Regions from separate parts of the Homo sapiens genome. Here region 2 is linked to region 1. A link is a loop called in an ENCODE intact Hi-C map of the cell type or tissue named here. Cell type or tissue: PC-3. All regions are shown on one strand. Links, peaks and the distances in the headings refer to the core of each region. The heading gives the core; the rest is flanking DNA. Region 1 overlaps PDSS1 (decaprenyl diphosphate synthase subunit 1). Region 2 holds the start of LOC124902398 (a long non-coding RNA gene).

Region 1 (12,742 bases), core at 2,011-10,010:
ACCAGCCTGGCCAACAAGGCAAAACCCTGTCACCACTAAAAAAACACAAAAATTAGCCAGCGTACACCTGTAATCTCAGCTACTCAGGAGGCTTAGGCAGGAGAATCGCTTGAACCTGGGAGAGGGAGGTTGCAGTGAGCCAATATCACACTACTGCACTCCAGCCTGGGCAACAGAGTGAGACTCCATTTCAAAAAAAAAAAAAAAAGTTTGTGCAAACAACTACCCCACCCTCACCTCCTTTTCTCTCATAGATTTATAGTATTCCTGGTTCATTCCTATTTAATTCTCCTTATTAAAAGAAGAGATATATGTATACACACACACACACACACACACACACATACATATATATATGTTTATTGTTATCTTCACATGCTGGTTTTATTTGAACATAAATGACTGTTTTGAAATCGAGTCTTGCAATTTCATTTATATGCCTTTTATTTCAAATTTTAGATTAAAAGGTTTTACGTCCTGTTGACTAAATTCTGTACATCAGAATGTTGGCCAAAAAGCAGATGGCGTTTAGATTTGGAGAGGATGTGGGTAACTCTATGACCCATCCCTGCCGTCAGCTGTATCTGTTTTCAGGCATAGCCAGTCCTAAAGCCTTATGTGGAGCCTTGGGCGGGGGAAGAGGATCAAGAGAACAAATGATGGTCTCCGCCTTGGCTAGCCCCTGTGTGTCTGCCTCTGCCACTGGGGACCTCTTTCTGAGGGCAGGTCAAGGACACATGTGCCGCCTTCACCTGCCTCTTTCAGTTCTGACAGCCATCTGCTTAGCACAGGGCTACTTGCCAGTTCCTACCTGTTTCTGCCTCTGACCCACAACTGCTATGTTACCGGTACAAAACCCCCCACACACAGTGCCCCCTCGGTGAGCCCTTGTTAGGCCTGGCCTGGGCTTCCTAGCACTTCTTTCCTTTAACTCCCACCCCTGGCCGTCACAGTCCTGTGGCTTCCATGTCATATGCTGGACCTTTGGTCTCTAGGATCTCCCCGGCCAGGTGAAGAAGGAACTAAAGGCCAAAGGATCCCGAGCCTTGAGCTGCTAATGATGTAGGGGCTGGGTCGGGGAATGTAAGTGGGTACCTATATATCATAATTTGTAAAATGACTTTATAGGCATATACTTACATCAGGATGTCTTACATAATATGTATATTATATAAAGTGGTGATTAATTGGTAAACACAATGAACATCACTGTTTAGATACTGAAGAACCTAAGACAATAAGTACCTAAATAGTTATGTTAAAAATTCTGTGAACTCTAGCCTTTATGACTAATTACTACAGAATGTAACACTTACGGCTGGGTGTGGTGGCTCACGCCTGTAATCCTAGCACTTTGGGAGGCCGAGGCAGTTGGATCACTTGGGGCCAGGAGTTCGAGACCAGCCTGGCCAACATGGTGAAACCCCATCTCTAGTAAAAATACAAAAATACCTGGGCGTGGTGGTGTACGCTTGTAGTCCCAGCTACTCATGAGGCTGAGGTGGGGGGATTGCTTGAACCCAGGAGGAAGAGTCTGCAGTGAGCCGAGGTCATGCCACTGTACTCAAGCCTGGGCAACAGAGCAAGACTCTTTCTCAAAAAAAAAAAAAAGAATGTAATATATATCTTTAAATATGCAAATTAATGTGATATATAGGGTGTATTTGGTTATAGCATATAATTCAACTATTTATGCAGTAGTTTATAACTAGTTGCTAATACAGTGTAGACATCCATCACAGTCTAAAGAAGACTGGAAATATGTTGATTGCTTAGTGTTCAATGGAAAAACTTTTTTTTTTTTTTGTCTAGGAATGAGGGGCAGTGTCACATAGTACAAAAAGCATTTCACTTGGAGCCAAAATTCTTTGGTTTAATTTTTATTGAAAATAACATGTATCGTGCCATGCTCTGGGGTGTGCTCAGTACTAGCTGAGATGATTCCTAGTCTGAGCTCCCACTCCACTCCACCCTCCCCACTGCCCTGGGAGCATAGAGACTAGAGCATCACTGACTGGTACGCAAGGTGTGATGGTCGCAGCATGCATGGGTGTTGTACACGCACAAAAGGGAGGCATCTGACCAGACTGAGGGATCGGGGGGAACTTCTTAGAGGTGGCATCTGAACCAATTATGCAAATAAGTCCACTCAGTGAAGAAGGGGGCAGAACTTTTTGAGCAGAAGGAACAGTAAGTGGAAAGGCACAAAGGAAGAATGAACATCCAGTGTAGTGAAACTGAAGGCAGCTGCATTTTGGTGGGGCTGGTGAGTGAAGCTGCTCTCCCTCTCCAGGCATTGATTTCTTCAGGTGTCAACTGGGGAGATGGACATGGTCATCTCTGAGAGCCAATACAGTTCAAGTACTGTCCCAAATCTGTAACCGATTATTAGAAACTGGGAAGAGTGACATGGTCATCTCTGAGAGCCAGTCCAGTTCAAACACTGTCCCAAATCTGTAACTGATTATTACGAACTGGGAAGTGACATGGTCATCTCTGAGAGCCAGTCCAGTTCAAACACTGTTCCAAATCTGTAACTGATTGTTACGGACTCCTGTTGAGGAAGAAGAAGGTAAAAAACCCTGCATCCAAGATGAGCCCCCACTTCCACGAAGCTCCCTTCCAGTCAGTTTCATCATTGGCTCTACTGCTCTGATGGATTTTTCAGAACGTTCTGTTTTCCCCCTGTCTTTTTCTAGGCTGTTCTTGCTGGAGATTTAATTCTTTCTGCAGCATCTATAGCTCTGGCACGAATTGGAAATACAACTGTTATATCTATTTTAACCCAAGTTATTGAAGATTTGGTGCGTGGTACGTTGATTCTGATTTTTCTTCTTTGTTATTCAACCCTGGTGTTTAGCCAGGCAATAAAGCCACCTCTCAAATGACTCCTTTCCTTCTTTATAGGTGAATTTCTTCAGCTCGGGTCAAAAGAAAATGAGAATGAAAGATTTGCACACTACCTTGAGAAGACATTCAAGAAGACCGCCAGCCTGATAGCCAACAGTTGTAAAGCAGTATGTACGTTCTGTCTTTCTTCAAGTTAAAGCCTCATAGCTCTTTTTTGGGAGCTAATTTTCCTAGAAAATATTTCGGTGAAGAATCTTAAAATAGTACCCAAAAATCCCAAGAGGTTAATGAGGAAAAGAATGACATCCCCAAACAATAGAGGACTTCTGCTGTGTTTTCATTTTTGCCATCTTCTTTTGGTATGCAGGCGTTGACTTTTCATCTTTTCTTCCCAAGAATTCAATCAAAATAAGCTTTCCCGCACCTTCCCCAATCTGATTGCCAAACTGTATCATTTTGAACAATTTATCATAATTTCTCTAATGATTGATATCACACACACTCTTTCTGACACTTCACCTTTTAGAAATGAAGTGCTCTGTTCTTTAATATAATATTTACTCAGGAAAAGATATCTGTTAGATTGTACTAGCATTCTATGAACTTTTTTTTGTTTTTTTGTTTTTTGTGTTTTTTTGAGACAGAGTCTTTTGCTGTGTGGCCCAGGCTACAAAGCAGTGGTGTGATCTTGGCTCACTACAACCTCCACCTCCCAGGTTCAGGCAATTCTCCTGCCTCAGCTTCCCTAGTAGCTGGGACCACAGGTGTGCGCCATCACACCCAGCTAATTTTTGTATTTTTCATAGGGATGGGGGTTTGCCATGTTGGCCGGGCTGGTCTCAAACTCCTGCCCTCAAGTGATCCACCCACCTTGGCCCTGCAAAGTACTGGGATTACAGGCATGAGCCATTGCACCTGGCCAATACATTGCACCTGGCCAATCCTTCTAATATTTTTACATGAAATATAAACAAGTCCTATTTCTTCAGAGTACAAATTGAGTATAAGCCATAACTGTTTTTCCCCTTGCTTTCTCCCTCCCTCCGCTGTGCATACACATGTATACATTTTTTTTTTAATGAGTAATACCTTTAATCCGTAGACAAATGTGTGGTATTCATCGTTAGTCCAAGAATGAAAAGCAGTCTCTCCATAGAATTGTTTATCTGCCCATCTCTAAGCCTGACAGATACACAGAGACAAAACCTGGACAAATGACATTCCCATGTAATTACAGCCACAAAATAAGGAAGACCTGTAAGGGTCGCATGTCAATTGCTGTCATGATAGACTCCTAACATAATTAACAGGTAAAGAGAGCTTTTGCTCAGACCTCTCAGATGAAAAAGTCTCTTGCTGTTAGTGTCTCTGTTTTGAAAAGTGTCAAGAAATGTATAATTGCAAGGCAGAAAAGAATGAGGACAATCTTTTCTTCCTAAAAAGACCTAATAGAAACTTTAAGGAATGTGAATTATGTAGAACATGCTAGCCACAGTCTCGACCACTTTTGTCTTTTTATTAAAAGGGCTATTATGTTTTTATTTCCAAGAAATTATGTGGGTTTTTTTTTTAAAGTGAGATGGAAGAAAGTATAGACACGAGATGCTAAATAAGAGAATAGCCTATTTTAAGTGGGTGCTCTAACACTTTTACAGTAATCCTTTACATATTATCATGCCCTTGATGGCCCAACTCTCCCTGAAGGTCAGGATCCATCCTCTTAACACATTAGGGTGCCTTAATATTACTTACTAATATTTATCCTTAAGAGGATGTGTTAAGTGAGGCTCATTGATAATTTCACAATTTGAGACTGCAAACTTAGAAGCATTAGCATGGTCAGGCAAGGTGGCTCACACCTGTAATCCCAGCATTTAGGGAGACTGAGGCGGAAGGTTTGCTTGTGACCAGAAGTTCAAGACCAACCTAGGCAACATAGCAAGATCCCCATCTCTACTTAAAAATAATGTTTAAAAAATAAAGTCTTAGAAGCATTAGTAGTAGTGAGACTATTGGAATTGGAAACACCAAGACTTACTGTCTGCACCATGCAGACATCCTGCAGGCACGGGGTGGGGCGGCACCAAATTGGAGCTAGCACAGAAATTCACTCAGTGATGGAAGCTTACAAAGGGTCCAAAGAAATGGACCTGAGTCATGATAGAGAGGTTTCCTTGTGGTCACTGTTTTCTGTTTAAGAAGCCAAAGATAATGCACAGGAATTCTTTTATAAAGATATGCACCTCATTCTTCAAAGATTAGCAGCTGAACGAACAGTGAACATGTTAACGTGGCTGGACCCTTATTAAAAATGAAATGTTTCATGCTGCCCACTAGGGGGCATGCTGGCATCGTCCCAGCACTACCTCCTTTTCATGTGGTTTATTCCTAAACTCCACAGCTCTTAGAATAATAAAGCAAAATGATAGTGTGAGCTATTTGAATAAAAGTTTCTATATTTAAGTGCCTATGGGTGGAAATATTCCAGAGGTGTTATGGATTCAAAATGGCTATTTTTACGTACTCTTGGTATTTAAAATGCAAAGCCATGCGAGCTCCAAATAAATGCATGCAAAGCAAATTAGACACACCAAAAAGAGGGGAGGAGGAGAACTGAAAGAGCAGAATTATTACAGAAGAAGAACTAATGGGATTGCAAAATGTATTGAGAATTGGAGGGAAACTTACAAGCTGCATTCTACTAAGGATACCATTTCTTCATCTCCCTTCCTTTTTTTAGTGAAAATAATATTAAAATCTAAGAGAGGGCTGTCTAGGGGGATTGTTTTGTGATTGACTGATATTAAAATAGAATCCATTTTAGGCCGGGCACGGTGGCTCACACCTGTAATCCTAACACTTTAGGAGGCCGAGGCGAGTGGATCACTTTAGTCCAGGATTTCAAGACCAGCCTGGCCAACATGGCAAAACCCCGTCTGTACTAAAAATACAAAAATTAGCCGGGCGTGGTGGTGCACGCCTGTAATGCCAGCTACTTGGGAAGCTGAGGCAGGAGAACCGCTTGAACCCGGGAGGTGGAGGTTGCAGTGAGCCAAGATCACTCCACTGCATTCCAGCCTGGGCAATAGAGCGAGAGTCTCTCAAAAAAAAAACAAACAAACCAGAATTCATGTTATTATCAAAAGATGACTTATTTATTTACATACTTACTCACTTGCAAAATACATTTTGTACTCATGCAAAATACATTTTGTAGTTTACTAATAAAGACAGTGGCTTGTTTCCCAGGAAATCTGGTGGAAATGAGACCTGAGAGGTCAGAGGGCCTGTCCAGTTGTTGTTAAGCCAGACAGTAGCTGAGTTGAGACTTGAACCCAGAGCTGGGTATGGTAATCCTGCCTTGTTTCTCTCTCTCTCTCTCTCTTTTTTTTTTTTTTTCTGAATTTCTATTTTCTCCAGGGCTGCTTGTGGCCTGGAATTAATGGGCTCTCTTCCTATTACTTGATTTTCAAAGCCTCAGAGTACCACTACAGAATTGCATATTGTGGGTCACATTAGCAGAACACTCTTTTTTTTTTTTTTTAATTCATTTTTTTGAGATGGAGTCTCGCTCTGTTGCCCAGGCTGGAGCGCAGTGGCATGATCTCAGCTCACTGCAACCTCCACCTCCCAGGTTCAAGTGATTCTCCCACCTCAGCCTCCCGAGTAGCTGGGATTACAGGTGCACACCACCACATGCCACACCTGGCCTCTTTTTTTTTTACAATATTCATATCTATCTATAGGCCTCATTCAGATCTTGCCAGTTGTGAACTGTTATAACGAAAGGGAAAACATATTTTTCTGTTCCAGCATCCAGTCCAGGATTTCACGTTGCATTTTGCTGTCATGACTCTGTAGTCTCTTGTCATCTAGAACAGTCTTTCTTTGCCTCTCATTACCTTGGTATTTGGAAGAGTGCAGGCCAGTTATGTTGTTGAGCCTCTCAGTCGGGCTTCTCTGATACTTCTCAAGATTCGATCCAGGTTATGAATATTTGGCAGGAATACCACAAGAGCGGTGCTGTCCTCAGCTCCTCATACCAGGAGGCGCGTGCTGTCTTGTCTGTCCCATTACTGGTGATGCATGCCTGGATCGCTTGATTAGGATACTGTCGGGCCGGGCACAGTGGCTCACGCCTGTAATCCCAGCACTTTGGAAGGCCGAGGTGGGCAGATTACCTGAGGTCAAGAGTTCAAGACCAGCCTGGCCAACATGGTAAAACCCCATCTCTACTAAAATTATAAAAAATTAGCTGGGCATGGTGGCGGGCACCTGTAATCTCAGCACTTTGGGAGGCCGAGGCAGGTAGATCACCTGAGGTCAAGAGTTTGACAAGCGTGGCCAACATAGTGAAACCATGTCTCTACTAAAAATACAAAAATTAGCCGGGCGTAGTGGCAGGCGCCTATAATCCCAGCTACTCTGGAGGCTGATACAGGAGAATTGCTTGAATCCGGGAGGCGGAGGTTGCAGTGAGCCGAGATTGCACCATTGCACTCAAGCCTGGGCAACAAGAGTGAAACTCCATCTCAAAAAAAAAAGATACTGTCTGCCAGGTTTCTTCAATCTAAAATTACTATTTTAACCTATTTTGGGCAAAGTATTTTCAGATTATGTAAATATTATTCTGATGGTTGTCAAATGGCTGTTTTTCTATTTTCATCATTTCTTCTATATCACTCTTCTACAAGAAAGTTGGTATCCTATTTTTTTTGTTATTATTATTTCATTCTCAAAAGAGCTGAAGAGTTGGTATTCCATTGTAAGGAAGCTCTTAACTGTATGGGCTCTTGGATTCTTATTTTATTCTGTATCTTTTTTTTTTTTTTTTTTTTTTGAGCCAGGGTATCACTCTGTCACCCACGCTGGAGTGCAGTGGTGCAATCTCAGCTCACTGCAACCTCCACCTCCCGGGCTCAGGTGATCCTCCCACCTCAGCCTCCTGAGTAGCTGGGATTACATGCGGCTGCCACCATACCCGGATGACTTTTTTGTATTTTTAGTAGAGACGGGGTTTTGCCATTTTGCCCAGGCTGGTCTCAAACTCCTGGCCTCAAGTGATCGCCCACCTCGGCCTCCCAAAGTGCTGGGATTATAGGCGTGAGTCACCGTGCCCAGCCATCTTATTTTATTCTGTAGATTATAACACTGTCATTATTTTAATACTCAATTATCCAACGTATGGCCAGTAGGGGAGGCCCTTTAACCTGGCTCTGTGTCCTCCATCATTTTTTCAGCACCCCATTTCTGGCAGGAGATATTCAGCCCTGTTATTCACTGTTCTCCAAGGAGCCCACATTCCTTTTGGTGGAAAATGGTGTTAAGAAACCAGAATTTGAGTACTGGGTGTCATCGTTTCTAGACCCACTCAATGGACAGAGCTAGGAAATACATGTATGTATTATATGTAATGTAGGTAGATACGTGTATATCTTTCTGTACCCATCCATACTTATTCAAAACCACGAGGTATCAAACAGATAGTTCCAAATCCATCTAACACCACAGGATTTGTGGTTTATTCCAGGATTCCATCTTTCCATATTTGTAACCCCCTTCCCAAACAGTGAGAGACCTGGCTCCTCTTCTCCGCGGTGTATTTATTTGCACAATCTGAGAATATACCATAGGAGTTTACAAATTCATGACTCATATCTCTGTGAAAAACAAACCCAGTAGCTAGAATTCAGTATTTATCATTCCTTTTGTCTTGGGCCTGAGGATAATAGAATCAAAGCACTGTTCAAAAGTTACCTTTCTCTACGTATCAGTGTGGTTGTGTTATTATTTGGAATATATTAACCCATTTATGCCTAGTGTTCCATTATTGGAATGCTAAGCTTGTGGAGTTATTTCTATCCTACTGCTCAAGGTCATTACCAAGGTCTGATTTTTCACAAAACAAATTTGCAACCTCCAGCATAAATGGGTTAATAGTTGGTTCCTTTTTTTTTTTTTTTTTTTTTTTTTTGAGACGGAGTCTTGCTCTTTCGCCCAGGCCGGAGTGCAGTGGCACTATCTCAGCTCACTGCAAGCTCTGCCTCCCGGGTTCACGCCATTCTCCTGCCTCAGCCTCCCGAGTAGCTGGGACTACAGGTGCCCGCTACCACGCCCGGCTAATTTTTTGTATTTTTAGTAGAGATGGGGTTTCATGGTGTTAGCCAGGATGGTCTCGATCTCCTGACCTCGTGATCCGCCCACCTCGGCCTCCCAAAGTGCTGGGATTACAGGTGTGAGCCACCGCGCCCAGCCTAGTTGGATTCATTTTTATTCCACTTTAGGGATTCCCTCTCATTCTTGCTGATTTCGTGTTTTGGTTTTGAGCGTTTTGTTATTGTTGCTGTTGTTTTGAATGTTTGAAACAACGTGGCTGGGCACAGTGTCTCATGCCTGTAATCCTAGCACTTTGGGAGGCCAAGGCAGATGGATTGCTTGAGCCCAGGAGTTTGAGACCAGCCTGGGCAACATGGCGAAACCTCTGTCTACAAGGAATACAAAAATTAGCTGGGTGTGGTAGTGCACACCTGAAGTCCCAGCTACCTGGGAGGCTGAGGTGGGAGGATCACCTGAGCCCTGGGAGGTCGAGGCTGCAGTGAGCTGTGATCACACCACTGCACTCCAGCCTGGCAACAGAGTGAGACTCTGTCTAAAAAAATAATAATAATAAAAAAAATAAAAGACATTAATGTAGCTCCAAAAGTCAGAACTATACAATACAGTAACTCTCCCTTTTGCCCTGTTTTCTTCCCCTACCCCCTTGTAGGTAAGCAGTCTCGTTCACTTCTGGTTCCTCCTTCCTGGGTTTCGTTTAGCACAAACAGGCAGACACAAGTATGCTATCTTCCCTTCTTTCTCACAGCAAGAAGTAGTACCCTAGACTACTCTGCTTTCCTTTTGCATTTCTTCAGTTAACAATTTATTAGGAAAATGATTCCACATTGGTTTGTAGGATCTTCCTCATTTTTAAAACCACTGTATCAGGGCTGGGCTTGTAATCCCAGCACTTTGGGAGGCTGAGGCGGCCGAATCACGAGGTCAGGAGTTCGAGACCAGCCTGGCCAACATGGTGAAACCCCTTCTCCACTAAAAATACAAAAATTAGCTGGGCGTGGTGGCACACACCTGTAATCCCAGCACTTTGGGAGGCCAAAGCAGGCGGATCACTTGAGACCAGAGTTCAAGGCCAGGCCGGCCAACATGGTGGAACCCCATCTCTACTAAAAGTACAAAAATTAGCCAGGTATGGTGGTGGGTGCCTGTAATCCCAGCTACTCGGGAGGCTGAGGCACAAGAATAGCTTGAACCCGGGAGGTGGAGGTTGTAGTGAGCCAAGATCACGTCACTGCACTCCAGCATGGGCGACAAAGTGAGACTCCATCTCAAAAAAATTAATAAATAAATAATTTAAAAATTTTTTTAAAAGCCTCTGTATCAGATCCCATTATGTGGACATAGCATGGTTTATTCAGCCAATCTTCTATACATGGGCATTTAGGTTTCCAGTTTTACAATTACAAACACTACTGCAAGGGCTGATCGTGCATAAACCTATTTTTGTGTTGTGAGAGGAGTGCCTGCAGGGTGAATTTAGGGGTAATTGCACATGTGGTTTTGTTAGGCACCACCAGATTTCCCTCTGTTGGGTCTGTACCAGTATGTGTTTCCACCAGCAGCTTTTCGGAACCTCTTTTCCCACAGCCTTACTAACTAAATGTGCCATTACACGCTTGAGTTTTTGCCAGTCCAGTAGAGGAGAATGTATTGCAGTGGAGTTTTAATTTACATCTCTCCTTTCTGAGTGAGGTGGAACATTTTTCAGATGCTTAAGGGCCATTTATTTATTTGTTTATTTATCGGAGTCTCACTCTGTCACCCAGGCTGGAGTGCAGTGGCACGATCTCGGCTCACTGCAACCTCCGCCTCCCAGGTTCAAGCAATTCTCCTGCCTCAGCCTCCCAAGTAGCTGGGATTACAGGCGTGAGCCACTGCGCCCAGCCCTTCCCAGTCTCGTTGAGACGTGGCTTGTAAGGATGTGATGCAAGGTGTGAACCTTCCCCAGAAAGAAGTGCATACGCACAGCACAGCCTGGCTGCAGCATCTGCTTCAAACAAAACAGTCAGCCGAGCTCCACTTTCTTTGACTTAATCATTCTTCATGCTCCACCCATTTCCGGAAAGATGTGAGGCATCCCTCTGATGCTGAGCGCAAGTCTGTGCACCTCTTTGCCTTCTTGTATGTTGTGCTATGTTGCGTCCAATTTGTGGCAGTTGTTTTCTGTTTTCCTGCTACAGATCTAGGCAGTACTGACCTGGGATGGGGAAGCAGGACTCTCTGGCATGGTCTTTATGCTACCCCAGGGAAATCTGGGATAGTTGAAATCTGAGCAGTAATGTCCCTTCGCCATGTGTCAGGCAGAAGCTGCCCACTAAATAAGCTCTGTTCAGCATGTGTGGGCACAGAGGGGACAGTGCAGACAGACTGCAGCTTTATGCTTACTTGGACACATTCCTTGACCTCTTGGAGGTTCTATTTTGTTGCCCAGCATAGAAGCAGCACTCCTGTGTTGAAGTGATGAAGAGAACAGTGTCTGGAGCCAGACCATGTGGATGAAATTCAGGTTCCAGCGTGTTGGAGCCATGTAATGCCTGGTACCGTCTGTGTCTCAGTTTCTCGAACTTCATAAGTGACTTAAGATGTGAGAACTCTCAGAACAGTGCCTAGCACATAGTGGACGCTCAGAAATTGTTAGCTTTTATCATCACCAACCACATAATCCATATTTGTGGGATATTGTGAGGTTTAACTCAAATCATACAAAGTGTTCATCATATGTGCTCCACACATTTTAATCCATTAAAATGTTCACTAACAGATTTTTAGGCCGGGCACGGTGGCTCACGCCTGTAATCCCAGCACTTTGGGAGGCTGAGGCAGGCGGATCACCTGAGGTCAGGAGTTCGAGACCAGCCTGAAACCCCGTCTCTACTAAAAATACAAAAATTAGCTGGGCGTGGTGGCATACGGAGGTTGAGGCAGGAGAATCGCTTGAACTTGGGAGGTGGAGATTACAGTGAGCCCAGATCGTGCCGCTGCACTCTAGCCTGGGTGACAGAGAGACTCCGTCTCCAAAAAAAGAAATAGATTTTTAGAAAATCTTTCACTTTTCAGGAAGAAAGCTTATAGTCTCTGTGGCTCTGTGTTGAGGAAACAGCATTAATCTCACTACAGGAGACTGCTTCACTATCAGTTATTTCTACGTGGAAATATCTTGATTCCCAGTATCATTCTGTCCTGAGCCCAGCACATCCCAGGCTGCCCAAATCTTGCCATGCTCTCCTTTGAGCCAAGCTGATCTTAGCTTCTCTCGAAAGTTTCTGAATTGTCCCCCATATGGTCTCCCAGACTCTTCAGTTGAAAAAAGGAGCCCTCCCTGACAGCCCAGGGGTCGGTGCCTGCTCATGGGAAGGTGGTTGCTGTTGAAAGCAGTTATGAGCTTACTGTTCACTCAACTCAGTGGCCACCTGACCCTTTATGGTGCATGCAATTTTACCATGTACTTATGGCCAAGCACTACATAGTCAACAGACCTCATTAAGTTGTCAAAAAGCATTCTCAGGCTGAGGACGTTAGGCAACCTGGCTTTAGTTGGCAGAGGTGCGTGGACACTGCCAAGGCTCCTATTTCTGGTTCCAGTGGATGAGGTGGAGGAGGATTATTTGTAATAATAGCAAACAGCCAGGTGCGGTGGCTCACACCTGATAATCTCAACGCTTTGGGAGGTGGAGGTGGGAGGATCACGAGCCCAGGAGTTTGAGGCCAGCCTAGACAACATGGTGAGACTCCATCTCTATGAAAAAATTAAAAATTAGCTGGGTGTGGTTGCGCGTGC
Region 2 (12,742 bases), core at 2,039-10,038, 150 kb after region 1:
ATTGATCTCTGCAGTTGTCTTTTAAATCAGTTAGAAGAAAGAGTTACAAACAAAATACATTTATATTTGTTTTATATTGACCTACATAGTTAGTGCTCTTTCTTTCTTCATGTGAATTCAAGTAACTGTGTAGTGTCTTTCATTTCAACCTGAAGGACTTCTTTATTTTATTTTTAATTTTAAATTTATTTATTTATTTCTAAAATACACAGGATCTCACTGTGTTGCCCAGGCTGATCTCAAATTCCTGGGCTCAAGCAGTTCTCCTGCCTTGGCCTCCCAAAGTGCTGAGATTACAGGTATGAGCCACCCCTCCTATCCCCTTTTAGTATTTCTTGAGAACAAGTCTCCTAATGATAAAATTTTCTTAGTGGTTTTGCTGTTGTTGTTGTTTTTAAAGCTAGGAAAGTCTTAATTTCTCCTTTGTTTGTGAAGGATAGTATTGGTGAAATTGTATACAATTCTTGGTTGATAGTAATTTTCTTTAAAGACTTTTAATATGATATTCATTGCCTCTTGATCAAGAGTATGTTACTGCATTTTCTTTCTGCTCTTCCCTTTTGTGTGTGTGTTTGTGTATGTGTTTGTTACTGCATTTCAAAGCCTTCTAGAGAGGTCTCATTCCCCAGATTTTCCCTTTTTCTATCTTTCTTTCTTTTTTTAGAGATGAGGGTCTCACTATGTTGCCCTAGCTGGCGTCAACCCTTGGGCTCAAGCAATCTTCCCCCATCAGCCTCCCAAAGAGTTCGGATGACAGGTGCATGTCACTACTCTGAGCCTCTTTTAAGTTTTTTGTTCGTTTGTTTGTTTGTTTGTTTGAGACAACGTCTTGCTCTGTCAACCAGGCTGGAGTGCAGTGGTGTGAACATGGCTACTGTAACCTCGAACTCCTAGGCTCAAGCCCTGCCTCAGCCTCCTGGATAGCTGGGACTACAGGTGCATACCACAACACCCAGCTGTCTTTTTTTTTTTTTTAGAGACAGGATCTCACCATGTTGTCCAGGCTGGTCTCCTTTTAAGTTTCTGATTCAGCTTTTTATTTGCCAGATTGGTATCACTGCCTCAGTCACTTCAATTGCAAATCATTGCCACTGATTGGTTTTGACAAATGTCCTGAGGATAGGAATGTATTGGTCAAATAAAGGTGAGTCCTGAGAATGGGATCTTTCCCAGGAGCCTTCAGTCAGGTAAAATTGTGACAATTCTCTTTAGATTAGAGTTTGGGGGTTTACACCAAACCTGTTCCTCCCTCTCAAATAACTGTTATGCTGCTGCTTTTCATAGCTACCATGATTGTCAAGTTCACCTTCAGGGCTACTGTGAAGCTGGGGAGAGAAGGATAAGAGTAAGAGAAGTTAAAATATAAAAAGCTTCCTGTTTTTACTGAGATTCAGATGTTTTTCTTGAATCAATGCTGCTCAGATTATTGCAAGCCTTAATTTCCAACGTTTTGAAAAAGATGACTTTTGCAATTTTTGCCAGTGTTCTCATTGCTTCCATGGTCTTTGAAGGTGTCTACTCCACTGTTCTGGAAGTGCCATCCCTTATTTGCTCTTTTTTTGTATGTTTGTTTTTTGAGACAGGGTCTCCCTCTGTCACACGGGGTAGACTGCAGTGATCCAATCATAGTTCACTGCAGCCTCAACCTCCTGGACTCAAGCAATCCTCCCACCTCAGCCTTCTTAGTAGCTAGGACCATAGGCTAGAGTCACTGCACCCAGCTAATTTTTAAATGTTTTGTAAAGACAGAGTCTCACTGTGTTGTCCAGGCTGGTCTCAAACTCCTGGGCTCAAGAGATCCTCCCTCCCTGGCTTTCCAAAGTGCTGGGATTCTAGGCATGAGCCACCGTGCCTAACTCGCTCATTTCTTTTAAATCTAAGCTTAACTATCCACACCTGTGTGACCCTGGGCAAGGTGTATAATTTTGCCAGGACTTACCTATGTCTTGTAAACAATAAATGAAATAATATAGATAATACCGTAAAGTAGTTAGCACAACACTCATTTAGGCCCAGCGAGATGGCTCATGCCTGTAATCCCAGCATTTTGGGAGGCCAAGGCGGGGAGATCACCTGAGGTCGGACGTTCGAGACCAGCCTGGCCAACATAGCGAAACCCTGTCTCTACTAAAAATACAAAAATTAGCCTGGCATGGTGGCAGGCACCTGTAATCCCAGCTACTCGGGAGGCTGAGGCAGGAGAATCGCTTGAACATGGGGGGCGGAGGTTGCAGTGAGCTGAGATGGTGCCAATGCACTCAGCCTGGTTGACTGAGCAAGACTCCGTCTCAAAAATAAATAAATAAATAAATATAAAAAATACACATAAATAAATTAAAATAAATACATTTTTAAAAGTGAGTGCTCAGAGGCTGGGCTCAGTGGCTTATGCCTGTAATCCTGGCACTTTGGGAGGTTGAGGCAGGTAGATCACTTGAGCCCAGAAGTTCAAGACCAGCCTAGGCAACACTGTGAGACCCCAGTCTAAAAAAAAAAAAGGTGAGTGTTCAAGAAATGTAAGCACTTCTGATAGAAAGTATTTTTTTTAGATGGAGTCTCGCTCTGTCACCCAGGCTGGGGTGCAATGGCTTGATCTCGGCTCACTGCAACCTCTGCCTCCTGGGTTCAAGCAATTCTCCTGCCTTAGCCTCCAGAGTAGCTGGGATTACACGTGCACGCCACCATGCCTGGCTAATTTTTCTATTTTTAGTAGAGACAGGGATTTCACCATGTTGGCCAAGCTGGTCTCAAACTCCCAACCTCAGGTGATCACCCGGCTTGGCCTCCCAAAGTGCTGGGATTATAGGCATGAGCCACTGTACCCAGCCGCTTTTTTGTCCATTTAACCATATATTCTGGAGATCATTCTATATCAAACATTAAAAACTTCCCCATTATTTTTCGTGCTATTCCACTGGTCATAATTATTCAGTCAGTCTCATGTTGAAAGACATTTAAATTGTTTTTAATCCTCGACTATCACCACAATATTGCAATAAATAGTTTTTATTTTACACAAGGAAATCTAGCCCTGTATGTTATTAAAACAATTTAAGTGCTACTATAATTAAAATGGCTTGGTAATGGTACATAAATAGTTAAAGAGATAAGAACAAAAGAATAGAAAATTCAGAAACAGGCCCTAAAATATATACGAACCAGTATTTTCTGGTTTTGAGGACAATTCCATTATTATTTGGAACACACCAGCCTATTGCAGGCAAGAAAAACATTCAGTTTCTGAAGGAAAACAGTCCAACCTTTTAGTTCTGACTAATCCTGGCTGAAAATAGTTTACTGGATTTGGCTTTATTGAAATAAACAAAAGCTTGAGTTATCAAAAAAAGATCTGCATTGCAAAATTAATTTTTATGTAATAGAATTTCCCCCTTTTCCCACTGTTTCCAGAGTTTCCAACAGCATATAACTTTATAAAGTTAATTTTTGCTGTTATGGTAAAATATATATAACACAAAAATGAAAATGACCATTTTAACATTTTATAAGTATCCAGTCCAGTGGTATTGAGTATATTTACTGTTATTGCAACCATCACCACCTTTTTCCCGAAGTGAAACTTGGTACCCATTAAAAAATAGCTCCAGGCCAGGCATGGTGGGAGGCTGAGGTGGGGGATCACTTGAGCTCAGGAGGTTGAGCCCAGCCTGGGGAGCAATCAGGTGGACAATAACTAGAGCCAACAAGAATTTATCCATGCAGTGTATTGGCAAACACCAGATCTAATTTATTTTGAAGATGAGTAACAGAATAAAAATAATTAAAACAACACAATCTAAAACAACTTTTGAAGGTTTAGAAACACCCTACAGCATAAATGGAAAGGAATAATTAAGAAGAAAAACATATTTTTAGTATAAAACAAAAAGAAAAATTTCAGTTCAAGAAATATAATTAAATTTCAAAGAGCATGAGTTTTTTGTTTAAGAAAAATCTAGAAAACATTGACTCTGTTGACAAAAGGGATGAACAATATGAGAAGCCAACTGAAGGAGCTGCAAAAGGACCTGACTGACGGGTGTGCCCATGGAAACAAAGGAGCCAGCTGACCTGCCTGTGGCACTTGTGCCAGAGCCCCGGAAGTGTTGACGTAGAGGCCAGTCCTACAGAGGAAAGACTGGCACAGAGTAGGCTGTCAATCAATACTAAGTAGTATACTTCAAGTAAAGCTGTTAGGAAAGAGAACGGATGGTGCAGAAGTACACAAAAAAGAAAACCCCAAGGAAATGAAACAAACAAAACTGCAATTAAATGATGTGTTTATGGGAGTAGAAAGCAGAATTCACGTTGCAAAAATTGAATCAGTGATATTGGAACACAAGTAAATAAAAGTGTATCCATTTAATAGGTAAAAAGAAGAGAGTTATGCCTTTTATATTGTTAAAAGATATACATCGCACTCAAAAATAACTTTATGCATTAAATAGAAAAACTGTAAAATGTATATAATTGACACTCTTAGAAATACAGGTAGAAGTTAAGAGACATCAATTCATGGGTGGAGATTTCCCAAATGCTTTCATAAAAACACTTAAATAAACCACACACACCCACAGTTGAAAACATTTTCTAGTAATGAAAACATATATTCCAAAATTTAGTATTTTAATGATGAAATTGTGTTTCACATACTCGTGCACTCTAAACATTTTGTAATATAAAAATGTGACTTTTAAAACTGGAAAATATAATTTGTTACACATTTTCAAACACAAAGTTTTAAATGGAGCAGCAGCACAATGTAACTTGGAATCTCTCTCCTAATGTCTAAATGTAATGTGATGTTCTAAATTGTATCCTGGAACAGAAAATGAATATTAAATAAACTGAGGAATTCTGAACAAGTATGATTTTTATATATCAATAATTCATCAATATTGATTCATTAATTGTATCAAATATACCATACTAAGATATTAACAATAGAGAAAACTGGGTTTGGGGCTTTACAGGAACACCATACTATCGTCACAAATTTTCTGTAAATCTAAAATGGTTCTAAAATTAAAATTCTATTTAAATCAATGGCAATATATAAAATTAATTAAATCTGAATTGTGGAAAATATAGCTTTTATTATAATTTTCCTTGATAGCTTCTGAAGACGAAGCTTTTATTTTCTATTTTTAGGTGAAATTGCACACATTTTCAGTCTAACTGTTTATTGTAACAATATTTGCAATACTAAAAGTTTTATAACTTATAGATTCATAATGCAAAGCAAAGCATACTGTTGGTTTTATTTTTGGAATGCTATATGAAACACATAACCTCTTACTTAAGATTTATAATAACAATTCTATGGTATTTCATAAGGGAATATAATTTCCATAAAATATAAGTTAATTTTATCTCAATGATTGTGAAATGGTTAACAAATATCCAAGCTAAAATAAGAATCTGTTTCTAGATTAGAAAGAAATATAAACTATATAATTCTTTACTTTTAAAATATTATAGACATGACTAGTATTGTAATAATAACAAAAAAGTATCAAATATTTTACATATATTCTGTAATCTGCCCTTAACAAAATTCTTTAACTTAACCTTTTTGAGAGGAGCTACCTATGAAGTCTAAAAAGGTTTAATTCAAATTTGTTTTAATATCAGCAACTCTTCAAACTTTTCCTGACCCTGCCAAGAAATTTGTCTTCCTAATATCTCTTACTCTGTAAATTTCTCTCTATTTCTTAGAGAGAGAGAGAAAGAGACTAAGACAGAAAGAGAGAATTTATAGGAAAATAAGATAGGAAGGGTTATAATAACAGCTTCCTTTGATTTCTCCATCCTGAAGTCCCCATTTTCGTCTCTGAGAGCTGATCTGGAATAGGGTAGGCTATAGGGACAGAGAAAATCAGAGTGCTAGAAAGAGCTAGGAAGGGAAGAGGTGACCTGAAGATCAAATACTGAAGAAGGGGCTAATAGATGGCAAGGAAAGTGGTGAGCACAGCATGCAGTAGATGGGGTTCTAGTTAGTGAAGACCCACAGGGTGGAGGGTAATCCCATGCAAGGGTCAAGTGTAATTCAGTGACAACATAGGCAGCATGGGAGACCTACCACAGTGAACCAGCGATTGGCACGTTTGTAAGGACTGTGTTCAGATTGCGGGTTTTTTTTTTTTAAAGATTAAGTGATCTTGAAATTGACATTCCATGTCATTTTAAAAGATAAATGGTAAAGCAAATGTTTTATTCACGTGTCTTTATTTCTCCCCTCCATACTTTTCCCTCCACTCTTCTTTTTTTAATGTGGAAGTTTAAAATCCCATCTTACATTCATTTTTTTAGAAGTAGAAATAATGGGAAAACTTCACTTGGATAGGGAACGCTTGAGTAGAGCTGCGTCATTATTTAGTCTTTACTGCCGCTTAGTGGTAAGGAAGAGACAAAAGTTGACTGAGAGGATCAATTGAGCAAGTCAGCGAGTGATAGCGATGCAACCCAGATTTATTGAAGAGTAATTGTAATTACTTTTTATATTTTGTAGGCAAAGAGCTCTTACTGCTTTACACGCAAGGTTTATTGAATATACTTTTTTTTTTTTTTTTTTTTTTTTGAGACAGAGTCTCGCTCTGTCTCCCAGGCTGGAGTGCAGTGGCGCGATCTCGGCTCACTGCAACCTCTGCCTCCCGGGTTCACGCCATTCTCCTACCTCAGCCTCCCGAGTAGCTGGGACTACAGGCGCCTGCGACCACGCCCAGCTAATTTTTGTATTTTTAGTAGAGACGGGGTTTCACCATGTTGTCCAGGATGGTCTCAGTCTTTTGACCTCGTGATCCGCCCGCCTCGGCCTCCCAAAGTGCTGGGATTACAGGCGTGAGCCACCGCGCCCAGCCGAATTTACTTTCTACGACAAAGTTTTATGTTATAAGCATTGTATGACTTTTAGTATTACCTGAAACGTAATGAAGTTTGGGCAAGTGTTGTTGGTTGTTTTTGTATTGTGATTACAGAACTGCATTTTGAGAGGCTGAATATAAACTGAATGCATCCTTAGCTGCTGGCCTAGAAACTTAACGTCCCCTGAGTGAAGCTGCACATTGGGAATTGCGGGTGGTAGAACACGTTTGTTAAAATAGTTTGTTCTCTTCTTATTTTATTATATTATGCCTTAATTTGTAGTAATTTATTAATATGTCGTATTTCCCTTAAGCTTCCTAATGTCAAGACGGTTATCATTTTTTGTGTTTCTTAATGTCTTGTCCATAATTGCTGCTCAATAAATGTTTGCTCAGTTAATCTCATCGAATAAGGCAAAACAATGTCATTTTAACTATTAATTAAGACTGGCTCTGCATTAGCAGAGCAGGGACTCTAAAGTATGTGTCTCAAAAGCACTTTTTATCCCAAAATCATTAGGCAACTGTAGAACTAGAGATCACAGAAAAGGTGTTGGAGTGAAGTCATTGAATAACCTTGGATTTACTCATACGTGCTCTAACCAAATGGATACAGATCAGAGAGTCTTAGCGTTAAAACAGGCCATAGACATCACCTAAACCAATAGTTAAACCAGAAAAAATATTCCAAGGAACATTTGGAAGGTGTATTGAACTGTTAAAAACCTGAAAGTTAAGAGAACTAAGAATCCAAATGGTGATTGCTTGAAAAAAAAAAAAATGTTAGCAGGACACCATGGCTCAGTCTTGTAATCCCAGCACTTTGGGAACCCGAGGCAGGAGGGTTGTTTTAGGCTAGGAGTTCCAGACCAGCCTGGGCAACAGGTAAGACCATGTCTCTACAAAAAATGAATAAATAGCCAGATAGGGTGGTGTGTCCTTGTAGTCTCAGCTACTTGGGAGGATTGCTTGAGCCCAGGAGTTCGAGGCTGCAATGAGCTGTGATCGTACCACTGCACTTCAGCCTGGGTAACACAGTAAGACCCTGTCTCAAAAAAAAAAAAAGCCATCTCACAAAAGAATACTACTAACTACTACTGCAAAGAACATATACTTTTAACAAAGTTAGCTTCATGTGGTTTGTGTGCATTTTTAAATATTTAAAAGTGATCCATGCTTTATACGCTGTTCTAAATGCTTCTGTAACATCTCGGATTTATTTCAGTTTGAACCTTTAATGTATTGCTTAAGCAAGTGGGTGAGGGAAGTGTGAACCCTGCCTGCCTTCTCTCAGCTCTCCCTCACTGAAGATGGGAACGCAGCCCTCCTCAGTGGCACCTGGGACCCCTGGCTGCAGTGGCCAGGTGACATTCCTGTGGAGAAAAGCACTTTAGGACCAGTCTGCAGATGCCCTAGCATGAATCTTCTGCTTTACCGTGAAGCCTGGGAGAAAACAAAGGGGAAAAATGTGAGAAGAACTACGCTGCCCTTCCTGAATAGAAACCTGTTGTGCAGAGGCACATGCAGCTGAGGACAGAGCTCAGCATTTTACGTTAAATTTGCACATAGTTTCTGTGACCTCATCTGACAGACTGTTTTTGAGCTCCCTGTTGCCAATCTGTCTATTTTCCTGTTCACTTAAACCTAAGGGAATACATCAGCTGCAAGAGGTGACTCTGTTGCACTGTTGCTCCTGTATCCTCTTACGGCTGTCACAATGACACTGATATCAGACAGTGACATGAACCTTGATGTATGGTACATGCAGAGGAAGAATGTGCCATGGTTAGCCCAGCAGTCGTTACATGAGCTAAAATTGTGATAAGGGAAAAAGAAACACGTGTCAAACACCACATTCAAGGTACCCAGAAGTGAAAATGGAATAATCTTGACCGATTCATGATGGCAAAGCCACATTGCCTGTGTCATTCATGATCCTTCTCTATGATCTGTGTTTATGGAGTAGATCTATGTATAGCCTCTCTTACATAGAATAAGGTTCAATTGAAGGTGACAGAGAATCCCCAAAATAACAGTCCCTTAGAGAAGTTAGCATACTTCTTGCTCATGTAAAATCAGGCAGAGGCTTGGCCATCCAGGTTTGCTGTGGCAGCTCCGCTTCGTGAGCCATCAAAATTCCGCACTCCCCAGCTGTGCCCAGGACACAGCTCACTTCCTCATAGTCACATACGACTGCTGGAGCTCCAGGAAACACAACTGCATCCCAAGCTGCAGTCATGAAAAAGGAGTAGAAAAAACAAAAGACCTCCTCCCGTAAGGAAAGTCCCTGGAAGTCACAGACAAACAATTCCGCCTCTACCTCACTTTCCCGACTTTAGTTCCATGGCCACACTGACCTGCAAGGGAGGCTAAGAAGTGTAGTATCTACATGAATGATGATGTTATCAACTGAATATGTGGGGCTATAGTTACTAACAAAAAATGAGAGAATAAATATCGGGAAGAAACTAGGATTTTTAGACACACAGAACACTCATTCTGTAATCGTAATGATTTCTTTTTAAGAAACTATTTTACATTAACAAGAAAAGACTTGTGAAATCCAACAGAACACTGAGAAGCATATGAATAGGTAAATCAAAGTAGGAAAAACTTTAATAGGTTGAAAAGATGTGAAGGGAAACTCAGAAAAATTAGTGATCAGATAAAGGACACAAAAGAGCACTTTAGGTCAGGCACGGTGGCTCACGCCTGTAATCCCAGCACTTTGGGAAGCCGAGGCGGGTGGATCACCTGAGGTCAGGAGTTCAAGACCAGCCTGGCCAACATGGTGAAACCCTGTCTCTACTGAAAACACAAAAAATTAGCTGGGCGAGGTGGCAGGCGCCTGTAATTCCAGCTACTTGGGAGGCTGAGGCAGGAAAATCGCTTGACCCCAGGAGGGAGAGTTTGCAGTGAGCAGAGATTGCACCATTGCACTCCAGCCTGGGCAACAAGAGTGAAACTCCGTCTCAAAAAAAAAAAAAGAAAAAAGAAAGCACTTTATATCAGTTTATTAATTTTAGAAATTTGGATTATGCCAAAATTACTGGAAATGTATGTGGACATGTCATGTTTTATCTCAAGGATTCAGACACACTTGGAGATTTTCTTCGTACTTAGTGAAAATAATTATGCATATACTTTATGTCCCCAACCATCAAATCCTGGGAATATTCCCCTGACAAGAAGCCATAGAGGACATTTTCAAAGATCTTATTTGCAACATTTATTGTACTGCAAAGTATGCTAAATTTAGATGGCTTTTACTTGGAGAATTTATGCATAAGACATGGTTGTGTTTATTGTATACATTTATATTGATATACATATATATATTTCTCTGTATATATCATAGCTTTTACATACAATTTTATGTAAATGTATTTGCAGGTGGCAAGAGGACCCAATGGTCCCTAGTATAAATGTATTTGCATCTGTTTTTTGCTTGCGTGTGTTTATTTTCTGATTGTGTTTATTTTATACATTTATATAGATGTATATATTTTTCTTTATATATATTATAGCAATTACACACAATTTCATCATGATGCAATATAGCTATATTAACTATATATTCTATAGAAAATAGATATTTGTGCACATATATGCATACATACATACAAATAAAGCACTATTAGTAGGCCTCAAAAACAGTGTTGTGTGAATACAGTGAGTATATTCTAAGAACTGGATGGCTGTCTATAAATAAATGACTTAAGCATGCTATTTCTCCCACTCCTACACTTACCAAGATGAAAGGGTTTTCCCAGCTTTTCATTTGAATAAACTCTTGGAAATGGGATTCTCTTTCTTTGATTATTTCAGGTGGACAAATTTATACCAAAATCGTGGGCTTTTATAATCAATATCTTTATGATTGTTTTTCCTAAATATTATTTTTTAAAAAAAATGTTAAGTTGTATCCCGCCCAGGCGTGGTGGCTCACGCCTGTAATCCCAGAACTTTGGGAGGCCAAGGTGGGTGGATCATGAGGTCAAGAGATTGAGACCAGCCAGGCCAACATGGTGAAACCCCATCTCTACTAAAAATACAAAAATTAGCCGGGCATGGTGGCAGGGACCTGTAGTCCCAGCTACTCAGGAGGCTGAGGTAGGAGAATCACTTGAACCCGGAAGGTGGAGGTTGCAGTGAGCCGAAATTGCGCCACTGCACTCCAGCCTGGTGATAGAGCGAGACTCCGTCTCAAGAGAAAAAAAAAATTAAGTTGTCAAAAGAAAAAAAAAATTAAGTTGTACCCCTTGCTTGCCTTTTATTTTCCACAAGCAGATGAAACTCCTCCCCCACAAGCAGATGGAAGAACCTGTGCAGCGTCACTTCAGGGAAGCTACATGGCAGGGTGGAAGTAGAATGGACCTGCGCATTTTTAAAGCATTTTTTTACTTTGGTTCTTGGAGGACCCAAGGGGCTTGTAAAGAAGAAGAAGTGGGTGGACTGTGAGTTCGTAGCTAAAAGAAGGAGAGAGATGACCCAGCAACCTAGAAAAGCAGGAAGAAAGTGTGTGTTCCACCTTCCTCTCCTCTCCAGAATTCTGCAGGGTCTGGAGAAGAACAGAGGGGTCTCCGGCCCCCAGGAGAGGGCCTAAGCCAGACCCTGCTGAATGCAGAGAGCTATCTGCATGGTGAGTATCCAGGCAGACAGGACATGGGGCGGCTTCACATAGGATTCCCCCAGTACGGTGACGTGTAGAAGCAGCAGCGAGCCAGCACTCCTGAAAGAGACGCCTGAGGTCAACTCTTCTTTCCTGAAGAGGCTTTGCTCCTGAGGAGTCCCTGTACTTCTCTTTCTGCCAGAGTAAACCCAGCTCCCACACACTTACTGTCAAGGCAGGTGACAACTCTATAGCATCCCCAGGAATCATCAAAATCAGAACTGAAGACCCGGAGCATAGGCGGTTGGCTGCTGAGGAACCCCCAACGAAGGCAAGATGGTGGGGTCCTTGCAGACCTCAGGTCTTGCTATTCTCCAGTGAGGAAGGAGGAGACTCCAAATGGTTGCTATCACCCAGACCTCCTCCCCACAATGTTCATGCAGAGGGGATGAGACAGAAGAGCAACTGGCTGCCTGGCCACTCACCTCTGATACTTGGCTGTATCCTCCATGTCTCACTCTAGGACTGTTACTCACTTCCTGGTGCTCTGGGACACAGCAGAGAGGGCTGACTGGCTGTTCCGGAATGAATGGAGATGCCAAAAGCCTATGGAACAGGGTAATATCAGGTGATCTTCCATTCAAGTCCTATCTGGTTGGTACCTCCATGAGATTTTAAAAGTAGAAAAGATGGGCTTTCTGGAGGTCCATGCACTTCAGCCTGGTCTTTGGATGCAGAGGCCAGCTGGGAAGCTAGCAGTGCTTCTGGCCAAGACTAGATCCCTAGCCCAGGGTCTCAGGGCTCTCTGTAGCTTCCTGGCTTGTGCATGTGCAGTTCGTATCTGACATGATAGACTCTCATCACTGCACAAGCTAGGCTTTAGTTTGGTGACTCCATTCACTGAGTCAGCAGTGTCCAACAGACTTTTTCTGAAGTGGTTTTCTTTGCCTGCCACCTATTTTGGAGTCTAGAAAGCCAGAACCCTGTTTTCCATGTGCTTTATTCTTATGAGAGAAATCTCATGCACCTGACTCCTCAAGTACCTCAGGAACAACTGCAGAGTTTTCTCAATCCAGATGAAACTGGCTGGAACAAACTTCCTCAGAACTGAGTAGCCTTCAGAGTCTGACCCATTCTCCTGGTTCCTGAAAGCTGTCAATGGTCCTCAGCAGAGACCTTCCCTGGCCTCACTGTCCCTGCAGCCTTTCACCATCGTGCTCCTCCCGCACTCGCTACTGCCCCCAGCACATGCTGAAGGCTCAGACCTGGC

The links. Peaks named below come from ENCODE experiments on the same cell type or tissue, not always from the same donor. Only the 100,000 strongest peaks of a DNase experiment are listed, where the experiment ranks them.
Region 2: it touches region 1 in a loop (8-fold over the local background); 104 of 110 quality-filtered maps call a loop at or near these places.

The regions. Positions count from the first base shown.
Region 1 is chr10:26,721,107-26,733,848 of GRCh38, forward strand. PDSS1 (decaprenyl diphosphate synthase subunit 1) reads left to right here. Exons shown (of 12, transcript NM_014317.5): 7 at 2,700-2,811; 8 at 2,908-3,017. Among named protein-coding and RNA genes, the nearest start is that of PDSS1, 30 kb to the left of the region's middle. In PC-3, for the core only: CTCF peaks have their summits at 5,194 (motif pointing right) and 8,089 (motif pointing right); no DNase peak of the experiment used is centred there; H3K27ac peaks cover 989 bases.
Region 2 is chr10:26,875,814-26,888,555 of GRCh38, forward strand. It overlaps LOC124902398 (a long non-coding RNA gene), which reads right to left and starts at 12,078. Exons shown (of 2, transcript XR_007062093.1): 1 at 11,958-12,078; 2 at 10,075-11,592. In PC-3, for the core only: a CTCF peak has its summit at 6,393; no DNase peak of the experiment used is centred there.